Linked DNA regions of Homo sapiens: region 1 is linked to region 2. The links are chromatin loops, found by intact Hi-C in ENCODE. Cell type or tissue: PC-3. All regions are shown on one strand. Each heading gives the region's core, and the rest is flanking DNA. Links, peaks and the distances in the headings are about the cores only. Region 1 overlaps LOC105373411 (a long non-coding RNA gene). Region 2 has its middle 120 kb from the start of LINC00299.

What was found. Peaks named below come from ENCODE experiments on the same cell type or tissue, not always from the same donor. Only the 100,000 strongest peaks of a DNase experiment are listed, where the experiment ranks them.
Region 1: it touches region 2 in a loop (2.4-fold over the local background); 1 of 110 quality-filtered maps calls a loop at or near these places.

Annotation. Positions count from the first base shown.
Region 1 is chr2:8,602,043-8,609,597 of GRCh38, forward strand. It overlaps LOC105373411 (a long non-coding RNA gene), which reads right to left. Exons shown (of 3, transcript XR_001739274.1): 2 at 5,431-5,759. It also overlaps the pseudogene SNRPEP5. Among named protein-coding and RNA genes, the nearest start is that of LINC01814, 22 kb to the left of the region's middle. In PC-3, for the core only: no CTCF peak of the experiment used is centred there; DNase peaks (open chromatin) are centred at 2,429, 3,739 and 5,759; H3K27ac peaks cover 1,940 bases.
Region 2 is chr2:8,444,644-8,452,198 of GRCh38, forward strand. No RefSeq gene overlaps it. Among named protein-coding and RNA genes, the nearest start is that of LINC00299, 120 kb to the left of the region's middle. RefSeq lists an enhancer at 2,457-3,656. In PC-3, for the core only: no CTCF peak of the experiment used is centred there; DNase peaks (open chromatin) are centred at 2,288 and 3,198; H3K27ac peaks cover 2,222 bases.

The sequences.
Region 1 (7,555 bases), core at 2,011-6,010, 160 kb after region 2:
TTTACTAGGATGCTGGAAATGGGGTTTATTCCTTTAAAAACATTTTTGACAATTTATTCTGAGAAAATTATCATGCACTCATTGCTGTACTGCTACTATTTTCTAAATGGGAATAGCATAAATGTCCAATAATAAGGGATTTAAAAAATAATAGATACCCAAACAATGGAATATTGTGCTACCAATCAAACTTATGTTGTAGGAGAATAATGACATCAGAAAATGTTTCTGATATATTAAATGAAGTAAATTACAAAATCGATTTTAAAGATTAGTTTCTGTTTTTTAAAAGGTATATATTTTTAATTTTAATTCCTTAATATTTTTCTTTTATATATAATAAATGTTAATTCAAAATGGAAAAAGTGTTCCAGAGCTGAGCCTGATAATTTAAGAATAAAAATATCCAAGGGTTAAGAGCTAAAACTATAAAATTTTTGAAAGAAAACATAGTTGTAAATCTTTATAACCTTGGATTAGGAAACAACAGACATGTGACAACTAAAGAAAAAATATTAGATAAACTGGAAAGAGAAAAGACATGGAAGAAAATTTTTTCAAATCATATTTCTGATAAGGGCCTAATATCCCAAATCTATAAAGAACTCTTAAAATTCAACAATAAAAAGACAACAAATCCAATTCAAAAATGGGCAAAGGATTTGAATAGACATGGTTCCAAAGCTGTACAAACAGTCAACAAGTGCATGAATAAATGCCCACCGTCATTAGTTATTAAAGGAATATAAAGCAAAAACCACAAGGAGATACCCCTTCACACCCGTTAGGACCACTTAAAGAAAGAAAGATATGGTCTATCTTGTAATTGTCTGACAAGTTTAGTTAAGGAAGATGTGGAGAAACTAGATCCCTCCTGCATTTCTAGTGAGAACGGAAAATGATGCAGCCACTTACCAAACCAGTTTAGCAGTTCCTCAAAAAGTTAAACATAATGTTACCATTTGACTCAGCAATTCCACTGCTAGGTATGTACCCAAGAGAACTGAAAACATATGTCCTCCTCTTGTGAAATTCCACCATGGTGTACCATGGCCAGGGCCAGAAAGTGCAAAGGGTTATGGTGCAGCCCATCAACCTCATCTTCAGATACTTACAAAATAGATCACGGATTCAAGTGTAGCTCTATGAGCAAGTGAATATGAGGATAGAAGGCTGTATCATTGGTTTTGATGAGTATATGAACCTTGTATTAGATTATGCGAAGAGATTCATTCTAAAACAAAGTCAAGAAAACAACTGGGTCGGCTCATGCTAAAAGGAGATAATATTCCTCTGCTGCAAAGTGTCTCCAACTAGAAATGATCAATGAAGTGAGAAATTGTTGAGAAGGATACAGTTTGTTTTTAGATGTCCAATATGAACATTTATTCATATTGTTTTGATTACCCTTATGTTATTACAAGATGGCAATAAATGCTGTGGGATTGTTTGTACTAAAAAAAAAAAAGAAAGAAAAAAGAAAACATATGTCCTCCCAAAATTTGGTACAAGAATGTTTATGACAGCATGATTTATAACAGTCAAAAAGGGAAGGAGGGCTGGGCGTGGTGGCTCACGCCTGTAATCCTAGCATTTTGGAAGGCCAAGGTGGTGGATCACCTGAGGTCAGGAGTTTGAGACCAGCCCGGCCAACATGATGAACCCCCCCACCTCTACTAAAAACACAAAAATTAGCCGGGCTTGGTGGTGGGCACCTGTAATCCAAGATGCTTGGGAGGCTGAGGCAGGAGAATCGCTTGAACCTGGGAGGCAGAGGTTGCAGTGAGCCAAGATGGCGCCCATGCACTCCAGCCTGGGGACCAGAGTGAGACTCTGTCTAAAAATTAATAAAAATAAAAAAGAGAAGCAACCCAAAAGTCCACTAACTGATGAGTTAATAAATAAAACATGATATATCCATATCTATACCATGGAATATTATTTGCCAATAAAAAGAAAGAATAATTAACGCATGCTACAACATAAACAAATCATGGAAACATTATGCTCAGTGCAAGAAGCCAGACACTAAAGGTGTGCATTATACTCTTTCATTTGTAGGAAATACGGCAAATCCGTAAAGACAGAAAGTAGATGATCAGTGGTTGCCAGAGGCTGGGGGAAGAGGGAATGGGAAGTGAATGCTAATGGGTTTCCGGGTTTCTTTTTGAGGCAGCAAAAATGTCCTTGAATTAGATAGTGCTGATGACTGCACACCTTTGTGAATATACTAAAAACCACTGGGCTGTACTTTTTAAAGAGGTGAATTTTATGACATATGAATCATATCTCAATTTTTAAATTATGGCAAATATATACAATAATGCACCACATAACAGTACTTCAGTCAATGTCAGACCACATGTACCATGGCCATCCAATGAGATTATAATGAAGCTGAAAAGTTCCTGTCTCCTGGTGGTGATGCTATAGCTGTCATCATGGCATTAACCCAACACATTACTCACGTGTTTAATGTAAACAAACCTACTGCGCTACCAGTTGTATAAAAATCTAGCACATAGAATTGTGAATAGTACATAATACTTGATAATGATAATAAATGACTATTATCATAATATAGTATGTTGTACTAATTTATGTACTTACTATATGTTTTATCGTTATTTTAGAGTATACTGCTTCCACCTTTTTTTTTTTTTTTTTGAGACGGAGCCTCGCTCTGTCACCCAGACTGGAGGGCAGTGGTGCAATCTCGGCTCCCTGCAACCTCTGCCTCCCAGGTTCAAGCGATTCTCCTGCCTCAGCCTCCCAAGCAGCTGGGATTTTAGGCACCCGCCACCACGCCCAGCTAATTTTTGTGTTTTTACTAGAGAAAGGGTTTCACCAGGTTGGCCAAGTTGGTCTCAAACTCCTGACCTCAGGTGATCCACCCGCCTCGGCCTCCCAAAGTGCTGGGATTACAGGCCTGAGCCACCGCACCCTGCCTCCTTCTACTTATTAAAAAGCAAAAGTTAACTATAAAACAGCCCCAGGCAGGTCCATCAGGAGATATTTCAGAGGAAGGCATTGCTATCATACCAGATGACAGCTCCATGTGTGTTTCTGCCCCTGAAGACCTTCCAGTGGGACAAGATGTGGAGATGCAAGACAGTGATATTAATGATCCTGACCCTGGGTGGGCCTAGGATAATGTGTGTGTGTTTTAGCTTTTAACAAAAAAGTCAAATTTTTAAAAATTTTTAAATAGAAAAAAAACGTATAGAATAAGGATATAAAATATTTTTGTAGAGCTGTACATTGTGTCTGTGTTTTAAGCTGTTATTACAAAAAAGTCAAAAAGTTGAAAAAATAGAAAGTTTATTAAGTAAAAATGTTACAATAAGCTAAGGTTAATTTATTATTGAAGCAAGAAATTTTTTTTTATAAATTTAACATAGCTGAAGTGTACAGTGTTTACAAAGTCTACAGGAATGTACACTAATATCTAAGCCTTCACACTCACTCACCACTCACTCACTCACTCACCCAAAGCAACTTCCAGTCCTGCAAGCTCCATTCACGGTAAGCATCCTAGATGGGTGTACTAGGTTTTCATCTTTTATGCCATATTCTTACTGGACCTTTTCTATATTTATATAAACACTTATTCATACCATTGTGTGACAATTGCCTAAAGTATTCAGCAAAGTGACATGCTGTTCGGGTTTGAAGACAAGGAGCAATAGGCTACACCACATAGCCCAGGTGTGTAGCGGGCTCTGCCAAAGGTGTGTGTGACTGCTCTGGGACGGCCTCACCATGGCATCACCTAATGATGCATTTCTGAGAACGGATCCCCGTCGTTAAGTGATGCTAACTATACTTACGAGTACATTGTGATGAGTCATTATTTACAGGTCATTTTAAACCCAAACAGTGATTTACAGGGACTCTATCTCCTAGAACTTTTGAATTTCCTACAGACAGTCACAAGAAAAACATTAAGATGAACTTAGAGAACAAGCTGAGTGCTTTCTCCTTGCATTTCATAACAAAAGGCAATGTTCATAGGGGGATTTCAGATAGTGTGTTGATTTAGGGAGAAAAATCACATTGCTTGAAGAATTCAAATCAAACTATAGGTTCAAATACTCTACTACCTAATCAGAGATTTCTATTTACACCCAAATAGGAACGGTCAAACCTGAATTATTATTATTATTTATCATAAACCTAAAGTCCCGGCTTGAGTAATTCATAGGCACAAAGTGTGGCAGCTACAGTCGCCTATATGTCCCGCCAGTCACTAAAACAGGCACAGTTCTTCATCCACACGCCATTTCCTCTCTGCCCTTCTTTGTACCAAAGATCACTGTGTCCAAGAAAAGCATTCTCAGGAGGCCCGAAACTGTGCTGTGGGCAGAAAATCAGCTTTCTGAAACCCTGAAGCTACTACATGTTTGCTCTTGGTTGAAACTGTGCTCTGAAACCTCCCCGTAAAAGCTTCCACTGGGCCTGGGCCCTAGAGAAGGTGATAACATGTGGAGGACTGAGGCTTCTTCAGATGAGGGGAAACAGAGTCTGTGCAGGTAGACGACATCTGCTTCTCCCTAAGGCGCTGGGTTCTAACTCACTCTCCCTTCAGTTTAACCCAGAATGAGTCCCAGGAGCGAAGCCCTTGCTCCAGTCATCTTAACACCAAGATGACAGGGGGAAGATCAGAGGTGGGAGAGACAGTCAGGAGCCCTGTCCAAGAAGTGCCCTTGGTAGAGGGTCCTGCAGACCTTGGACCACCCGGGCATGACACCAGTCAGCGCCCCACAGGCAGCTCTAAAGGCCTGTGTTCTCTCTTGGGATGGGCTGAAACTCGTTGCACTGTCACTTTGCACACAGGTCCAAGCTTTATGCTACAAAGCAGCATGCAGACCAAGCCTGCCTCAAGTTCACGTGAAAGTCCCTCAGATTCATGAATACATCAACCCTGTCTAGGCCATTGCTTCAGGGACACTGAGAACAGATGAAACCAGGGGGTAGAGATTAAAAGACACCAAATTCCAACCTTCATCTTCGTCTCTGAGTCTGTCACTTAGGCCCAGAAAGTTAAATTCTCTGTTGCCCACAAACAAAATACTGAGTACCACTTCCTCCCCAGGATTAAGATGAGAAACGCTTTAAGGGAATCCCCGTAAAGCACAAAGCAAATCCATTTTATTTTAAGAGAGAAATTCCTAGCCGGGTGAGTCCAGGTTTTTGAGCCTCACGGCGACAAAGGCACATGGCAATTGCTTTCTCCACGTTTCTCCTCCCACCTTGCAGATGCCAAGCGTGGGATCCTCTCTCTCCCTGTTTAGCCCTTCCTCGTGTTTCCCAAGGAAGGACCTGCTCAAGCCCCACCGGCAATTGCACCTTGCATAGGAATCACCCGCAAAGGGCTTTGAGAAGGGACTCGGGCGGCAATGATGAACAGAGCACGGGGATGAGCCTCACCTCAGACACCCTCGCAGGGACCTCCAGCAAGTTCCTTCTCCCAGGCATCCTCAGTGTCCTCACCTGTGAAAGGAAAAGGCTGGAACCCATGATCGCTGAGGTCCCGTCTGTCTTGATCTCTTCTGCCCAGCTCTGCCTGCTGTTCGTGAACTCCTCAACCAGGTCTTAGAAGTGCTGAATACTTTAAATGGTAAATCATCTTGATTGCTATCAAAAATGGGTTTGGCCGAGCTGAAGCTTATTACTGGTCCCATGAGGAATTGCCTGGCCAAATGAACAATGATACAGCAGCTTTGTTGATTTAGCAAGACATTCTTTTCCTTTATTTCCTGTAAAGAAAAAAAAATGCCATCATAAATTCAACTCCTCTGACTCTGCCGGCCACAAACCACTCATTCCACTGTGAAATGCTTGTTGAAACTATGACGTCGTGTAATTCTGGAGGGAAACTGAGGACACAGCTGGCTACAGAGAAGGCCCCACATCTTGGCCAAACCCATTTTTTATAGCAATCAAGATGATTTACCATTTAAAGTATTCAGCACTTCTAAGTCCTGGTTGAGGAGTTCGCAAACAGCAGGCAGATGATGATACCTCGTGGCTGAGGGTCTAGGGGCTTGCGGCCTCAGGATTGAACTGAGAGTTGTAGCAGAGAGATATGGGGGGGGGAGGGGCGACAGCTCAATGTGGGGGAAACACCCAGATATTAAAGCCAGAAGGACCCAGCCTTCATCTCGATTCTTTGATGGCTAGCGGTGGGGCCCTGAGTACTCAGGGCACATGAGCGGGAATTGCTGCCAGGAGCTCCAGGGCTGCCAGGATGGAAGCTCTTCCATCCTAGGGCCCTATTTCAAAAGTAATTTTAAAAAAAAAAAACCCCAAAGCCAGTATCATGATTGACTGAAATTAATCACATCACTCCAAAGGCATCTTCCACCAACACTGGCCCTCTGTCCTGGTCTGAGAGTGGATAGCGGTGGAGTGATCAAATGACTCAGGTTGGAAGTTGCAGGAAAAACCCCCTGAGTGAGCAGTATGGCCAGGGCGGTGGGTCAAATGAGAGTGGCACTCAGAGCAGAGGCTGTGCACACTTACCCATCCATCATTTATTATTTCTTCATCCAACCACCACTCACTGAGAACTTCGTCTGTGTGAGGCCCTGGGGAACTACAATGAATACAATGTGGCTTTGGTGGTTGAAGCTCACAGATGAAAACAGAATGCTGGTGTGTCTACAAGGAGCCGATCCTCTTACAGATATTGTTTCACTGAATTTTATCATCACTTTGAGGTCCGTGTTATAATCTTCATTTTACATCATGAGGTTGTTGAGAAGCATTTGAGGTTGAATAATTTAAGTCACTGTCTTAGTCAACCTGGGCTGCCATCACGAAATATCACAGCCTGGATGCCTTGAACATCACAACTTCATTTCCTCTCAGTTCCAGTGCCAGCAAATTCAGTGTCTGGTGAGGGCTCTCTTCCTTACTCACAGATGCCACTTTCTTACTGTGTCCTCACGTGGCAGAGAGAAACAGCCAAATCCCTCTCTCCCTCTTTTTATAAGGCCACCAATCCCACTGGATTAGGACCTCTCCCCTATGATTTCATTTGACTCCAATTACCTCCCAGAAACCCGTCTCCAAATATCACCACATTTGGAGTTAGGATGTCAACATAGAAAGCTGAGGGCGGGGGCACAATTCAATCCCTAACAGTCAGTCAGTCAGTCTCAGAACAAGATTTAAAACTGGATGCATCTGCTTCCAAAGCTGGTGTCCGCTCTACTCTACTACCCTACTCTACTCTACTCTACTCTACTGTACTCTACTCTACTCGCTGCCTTCTCCACGCTTACCACTTGCAGGTTATAGACCCCTTGAGAATGATTTGGGGGGACATTCTTGGCCCCCAGCCTTGTGCTGAGTATCACCAGCTCTTTGGGCAGTGCCAACATTTCAGGATCGGTGGGCACCCCCTTCTCACTTGTTGTTGAGGTTGATGTCCTATATTAATTTTAATGATTTTGCCACATTCACCTCCAATTGTCACCATTTAAGCAAGAGCCTTAAACAGGTGTTCCAAGGTCACATGCGTTTGGAATTTGTTTCCCTGCCCTTTGTC
Region 2 (7,555 bases), core at 1,589-5,588:
GCATATTACTTAAAGTTTACAGATAGATTTCACAATAAATATAATCAGCAAGAATCAACATATGAAAGAGAGATGGTAGAGTACGGAAGGGCCCTACACTCTTTATCTTTCCTAGTGAGGAGTTAATATACACTTTCCAAAGCTGATTGATCAAGAATAAGGTAAAAATAATTTGAGATGAAGTTATGATGATAATGTCTAAAACAATTGAAAGCAAAAGTACTTATCTTTGGGGCATGGGTGTCCAAGAATGGGGAGATGTCTAGAAAGAGACTTATTTTGTATCCTTCTGTGCTGCTTGGATTTTTTTTAATAGTGTGCATGTAGTGTTTTTATAATTTAAAAAGCAATTTTTAATCATCAGTAATTTTTCTGTTAGGGAAGAAAACAGCTGAAGCATGAAGTTTATGGAAATTTTTTCTAGAAGCTTAATAGATGTCAATAACAAAGCATTGCTGAAAATAATGAATTTTTGAATTATGAAATGTCTTTAAGTTTTTCTCAAATTGCAAATCTCCCTGAGGGTGTTCCTCCAAGTCCTACTTATCAGACATACTACTAAGTTTAAATTATAAAATTCTTACCTGTAATTGAAGCCAGCTGCAACCTTTTTGACAAGGACTAATTGCCGATAATGATTTAAGTGCTGCAAATTCACATGCCACAATTGTTTTAAATAGGGGAACCTCTCACAGCTTTCTCTGAAAAGAACTGTTAATCTTTGCTGCTGACTTATCAAATCCTTCAGTCACCTGTTTGCCATCATTTTCACGAGCTGATAACGTGTTTATTCGAGTCCTAATGTGCAGGTGGAGGAATAAAGGTCTCATTTGATGGCACTGGAATTTCATCTAACATTTCCACATGGAAAGAGCTGGCACAAGCCTCAGGTTTGGCTTAGCAGAGAAAGACAATAAAGGCATGTATTTTTTTTTTAATTTGAAGCAAATGAAAAGTGAGCATTTATTTAATGTCAATAACTTTAGATGACAGAGCTGGGTAAAAGCCATGACCTGTAATGTCCCTTTAGCCTGCTGCAAATCAAGGATCCCTGGTGCTGAACAACAGCCAGGGGGCTGCTACTGGGGATGGCTCCTCCTCGCCCCGCCTCCCTGTCTCCTTTCACTGCATCTGATCTTTTCTTCTCTTCCTCAGCATTGTATCAGTTCCCCTTGGCTGCTCATTGCTGGTTTTGGAGGCACTAAATTGTTACAACCTCTGCTTGTTGGGTAAGGAGGAGTTTGGCAGCATATATTCAAAAGTTAACACAACCTTTCTCTTTGCAATTCTACCACTAAGGATTTATCTAAAGAAAATAATGGATCGGCCTGGCTCGGTGGCTCACTACTGTAATCCCAGCACTTTGGGAGGCCGAGGTGGGCTGATCACCTGAGGTCGGGAGTTCGAGACCAGCCTGACCAACAAGGAGAAACCCTGTCTCTACTAAAAATACAAAATTAGCCAGGCATGGTGGTACATGCCTGTAATCCCAGCTATTCAGGAGGCTGAGGCAGGAGAATTGCTTGAAACCGGGAGGTGGAAGTTGCAGTGAGCTGAGATCGTGCCATTGCACTCCAGCCTGGACAACAAGAGCAAAACTCTGTCTCAAAAAAAAAAAGAAAAAGAAAATAAGAATGGATCATGTGCAAATTTCTAGCTGCAATGATTTCAATTAGAGTATTTTTTATAATGCTGGGACACTGGGAACAATCTAAAGGGTCAGCCATAGGGGGCTGGTCTGATGCCTGAGAGCTCAGACACGGGAAGGATGTGCATCCACTCAGGATATCTGGGCTCCATGGCCTGGAAAACTGTTGCCAGAAAGGGGTCCCAATCCAGACCCCAAGAGAGGGGGATCTCGTGTAAGAAAAAATTTGAGGCGAGTCCATAAAGTAAAGCAAACGCAAGTTTATTTAAAAAGTAAAGGAATAAAAGAAGGGTGGGATATGTAAGGGAACTCCATAGGCAGAGCAGCCCGAGGGCTGCTGGTTGCCCATTTTTATGGTTATTTCTTGATGATATGCTAAACAAGGGGTGGATTATTCATGCCTCCCCTTTTTGGACCAGATAGGGTAACTTCCTGACATTGCCACGGCATTTGTAAACTGTCATGGCGCTGGTGGGAGTGTAGCAGTGAGGACGACCAGAGATCACTCTCATCACCATCTTGGTTTTGGTGCGTTTTGGCCAGCTTCTTTACTGCAACTTGTTTTATCAGCAAGGTCTTTGTGACCTGTATCTTGTGCCAAATTCCTATCTCATCCTGTGACTTAGAATGCCTTAACCTTCTGGGAATGCAGCCCAGTATGTCTCAGCCACATTTTACCCAGCTCCTATTCAAGATGGAGTTGCTCTGGTTCAAACACCTCTGACACTTACAAAGGTATGACCTTTAGCCAATTGCTTAAGCACTGTCAGGCTCAAATTCCTCCTCTGTCAAATGGGAACAACAGCACCTAGCTCACCTGATCACTGGGGAATTAAAAGGTCTCAGGAACACAAAACACTCCACATAGTGCCTGGTCTGTTGTCAATATTTGATAAATGCCACTTAATGATAATAGTGATTATAATAAGGCTAGCAGTAATATTAAACCATAACAATCATGTTGAAGGGGAAGATGGACTGAGGGAAAGAAATATCCCTGTGGGAATTCAAGTCAGGAAACAAAAAAGTAGCTGTTCTTGAGCTCGTTCAAGTAATACATGCAAAATAAAAGACAAATTATCAAAGTAAAAGGTTAATGGGGATTATTCCTGAGTGGTAGAATTATGCTGATTTTCTTTTCTTTTGGATTCTCTGTATGTAAAACTTTCTACAAAGAAAGTATTTTACTTTACTAATTAAGAGATAATTTTTTTTTTTAATTCCTCCCTTAGGTGACCGCAGTTCACAGAATTTCAGAACCGGAAGACACTTTAAGTACCATCTACTCCAACCTCATCACTCTACTGATGAAGAACCAGAGCATCCAGAATGGAGTGCTGTCCCCACTGGATCCTGCAGGGAAGGACCCCCAGAGCCCAGGGGTCCCCACAGCCTCACAATGTAATTGGAATTAGACTCAAGGCACAGTCATCTGGGCATCTCCAAGGACTAGATCTTGGTTCTCTCCTTTTATCCCAGATATGTGTCATAGTGCCTGGCACATGGTAGGATGGCAGTAAATATTTGTTGAATGAATACACATATGAATATGAGTCACTTGTGCTCCCATAAGCGTTAGAAGACAAGCAAACAGCTCTGAAAGCAGCAGTTAGTCTCCTGGGGGTATCTGAGAAAGCTTCCTAGGAAGGAAATAGCAAAATCAGGTCCCAGAAGGTGAGTTCAAGTGAGTTCTGTCAGAAGCGTCTGAACCAGAGTGACTCCATCTTGAATACAGGCTGGGTAAAGTGAGGCTGAGACCTGCTGGGCTGCATTCCCAGAAGGTTAGGCATTCTAAGTCACAGGATGAGACAGAAGGGTGGCACAAGACACAAGTCACAAAGACCCCACTGATAAAACAGGATGTGGTAAAGAAGCTGGCCGAAACCCACCAAAACCAAGACAGTCATCCTCAATGCTCATTATATGCCATTATAAAGCATCGCATGCTAAAAGACACTCCCACCAGTGCCATGACCATTTACAAATGCCATGGCAATGTCTGGAAGTTACCCTACATGGTCCAAAGGGAAGAGGAACCCTCAGTTTCAGGAAATCCCCACCACTTTCCAGGAAAACTCACCAACAATCCATTGTTTCCCATATGATCAAGAAATAACTATTAAAATCGCCAACCAGCAGCCCTCAGGGCTACTCTGTCTAGGGTACTCCATTCTTTTATTTCTTTGCTTCTCTGATAAACTGCTTTCACTTTACTCTGTGGACTTGCCCCAAATTATTTCTTGCATAGGATCCAAGAACCCTCTCTTGGGGTCTAGATCAGGACCCCTTTCCGGTAACAGTTCCAGACCAAGCAAACAGCCATGGAATGAAAACACACTTGGAGTTTGGGGAAGAGGCTACCATCCTCATCTGGCAAAACCTAAGGTCTGTGCAGGAAAAGGTGCATGCAAAGAAGCAGGAAAGGAGAAGTGGCCAGAATGGACTTCCATTCTTTCATTTATTTCTAGGCCACCTTCCAGGCCAGCTGGTTATTTGTGAGAATGACATAAAATACATTGCTAATAGCTGAAAATGGTTTAATGTTTTTGTTTTTTTTCTGTGCAGGTAACATTTTCATTTTCACCCCCAGGGCCTCTCTGACTTCACCCCTCCTCAGGAGAGAATTGCAGGTAATTAGGGCTGTCAGCGGGAGGGATCTCAGGGTGGGATCAAATCACCTCCCCTGACAGCTGACTTCCCCACCTGCCAACAGCCCACCAGGGAGACCATAAAAGATAACCCCACACACGCCCTGCCAGCAAGCACCCAACCCAGCCCAGTCCCACCCTCTCCAACAAACATGCTCCGGGGGACAATTTTATGATGGATTTTTTTCATTTAAAGCTAATCACATTATCCATTTCATCTGCTCTTCTGTACCTCTTACAATTAAAGAGAGGTTGAAAGAGATTTAAAAAAAAATACAGCCACTGATTTCCCAAGACTTGATTTTTCACCTCTAGTCCCCGTTCGTAAGCGCTTAAGACGTTACACTTTGTTCTGCTGGAACCCATTATTTCCCTGGGAGACTCGATGTCTGCTTTGATAGGAGCAATTTATCACCCTGGCGAAATCATGCTACTGTTTGGAAGGCAGGACCAGGATTTATGAATCCTTTTTTACTGAGAATGAATTTAATTCCCAGGGGTGGAAGTGGTATTAAAAGATTCAGCCTGCTGCACCTGTGGCATCTGAGAAGGTGGCTTCCAATATGAGTGGCACGTTCACCCCTGTCCTGTGCTATGAAAGCCTTCACCTTCCTAATGGAGGAACCTTGATGAGGGCATGAAATTCAATTCAGTTGGGTGTGAAACAATGGTTGTACTTAATAATGAATTCAAAGCAATAGAATTGACTTGCACAGCATTTTTACTCTATTTTTAGAGTGTATGAGTTTTTAAACTATTATTTATTGAAGATACTTTTTCAAAATATCCATTTTTAAAAATTTTTAAAGCACCAAGCCAAATTATTGATCTATTGGGGCCAATTCCTTCTTGCAATTTATAGTGTCCAGTTTCCTTCCATGTGTTATAGCCCAGGTAAGACGCCACAGGGAGCACACTGGAATCACCTGGGGAGCTTGACAAGCTATTGATGCCTGGATCCAACTCCAAAAGGGTTTAAGACAATGTCTAGGTACAGTCTCAGCATCAGGAATTTTGTTTAAGCTTCCCAGGTGATTCTAATGTATTATCGAGTTTGAGAACCACTGCTCTAAGATAATAAGTTTGGTATTTTTGAAACGAGCATAGCAGTTTCAAATTAAACATCCTTCCTGCAAATGGTCATCAATTTTAAATGAACCAAGCATGACTTCCTACACTATTTCATTGATCTAGTTGGTAACTGGAGAAATATGTCTTACATCATCATGAACAAATGTACAGTTTCCATAATGAATTGTCTTTACTGTCCTTGAGCTTGTGTGCAAGTCAACAATTCTTGCTAACAGCGGTACTTTTGCTCTATGGATTATTTCCAACCCATCAAACAACTTCCTTGCATGACTTCAATCTCATGCATTACTATTGGATATTAATTCATTGTGCCCAATAATGGTCACTCTTTTGTGCCCGCACCTCTACCCATATTCTCTGCTCCTCACTCATCGCCCACCCACCCATCCATCTAACCTTCCTCCACTCCGCCCTTTGTTTGGCACTGGTATTACAATGACGAATGAGACAGTCCCTGCCTCAAAGGAGCTCACAATCTGGTGCGGAAAGCAGACAAGTCAACAGAAACCATAGGAAAGCACGCCTATGCCATGCAAGAAGTGAGCTGAGGGTCGCAGGGAGCACCAAGAGGGGCCTCTCATGCTGCAGGGGGCAGGGAAGACGGCCGTCCCCATCACAAGAAGTACTGCCATTTGCACAGTGTCACTTTTTGTGTCACTGAACTCTTAAATTATTTATTGATTGTCAGTGTATAACACAGGGATAGAGAGATGCCCACAATAGGTATGTATTACCTGATTCTCTTTGCATCTTTATTCAGTCTTTCCTTGGAACTAAATAAGTATATGCATTCAACAATTAGGTTAATGGTCCCCGTCTTCTTTGGCACTAGAGACCAGTTTTGTGGAAGACAATATTTCACAGACCAAGGTGAGGGGGATGGTTTTGGCATGATTCAAGCACATTACATTTATTGTACACTTTATTTCTACTATTATTACATACCTATTATAATGTAGAATCAGTGGGAGCCCTGAGCTTGTTTTCCTGCAACTAGACAGTCCCATATGGGGGTGACGGGAGGCAGTGACAGATCATCAGGCATTAGATTCTCATAAGGAGCAGGCAACCTAGATCCCTCACAGGTGCAGTTCACAATAGGGTCCGTGCTCCTATGAGAATCTAATGCCATGCTGATGTGACGGGAGGTGGAGCTCAGGGAATGCTCACTCATCCACCACTCACTTCTGCTGTATGGCCCAGTTCCTAACAGCCCACAGACTCATACCAGTCACTGGCCCGAGGTTGGGGACCCCTAAATTAGGACATTAGTGAAAATAGGGAATATCAGGATTTGTGCACCTTCTGATTTAAACATGTTTCTTTGTTTGGGGGTGACGTATGTACCAAAGACTCTTCGTTTTGGTCTGGCTGGTTCCATGGTTCTTTTGAAAGTACAAAGCTTATACCCAGGCACACATGGCCACACCAGGAAGGCCGCGTGCTTACTGGCTGTCATCAGGGTCAAGAATGCTGTGATCTTCCTGGGGCTTCCTTTATAAACATCATTGACACTGGGGATTTCTTCACATCAGAAGGTCAGCACATGATAAAGCATGTGCCTATTTTAAGACCAAATGCAGGACACTGGAGAACAGAAGATAAACACGAATATCAAGAGCTCCTAGACAGTCACCTAGGAGAAATGCCACCATGGAGACTCGGGACAGCATAGGACAAAGTCACCATGTCCACATACTTGAAGGAGCTGAATAAAAAGTCAACACAAAATGGGATATAAATTAAATGAAAGGATCATGGGAGGGTCAGTCACATCAACAAGGGGCCCGGGGCTCACGGCATGTTTGCCTTTCTCTATTTCAAAGGAATTTGGGGTCTGATTTTAATGTTATGATCTCACAAAGTTGGAACTGTAAGGGATATTAGAGATAATTGACCCAATATTAACTTATAAATGGGGAAACTGAGGCCCGGAGAGGCAGATCCATGGCTGAGGCTGTGCTTGGAGCAAAGGTCAGAGACAGGAACTGAAACACTCAGATGCTTCATTGCCAGCCCAGACCTGGCACCATCATCACAAAAGGTCGACCTAAAACCCCTCCCGTGACCAAGACCTCTACTTCCCAGTGCCACAATGACAGCAAACCCATTGGTGGTTAACTCAGACATCAGCTGCAAATCTTGGCCTCCAGATTTGTAGAAGAAA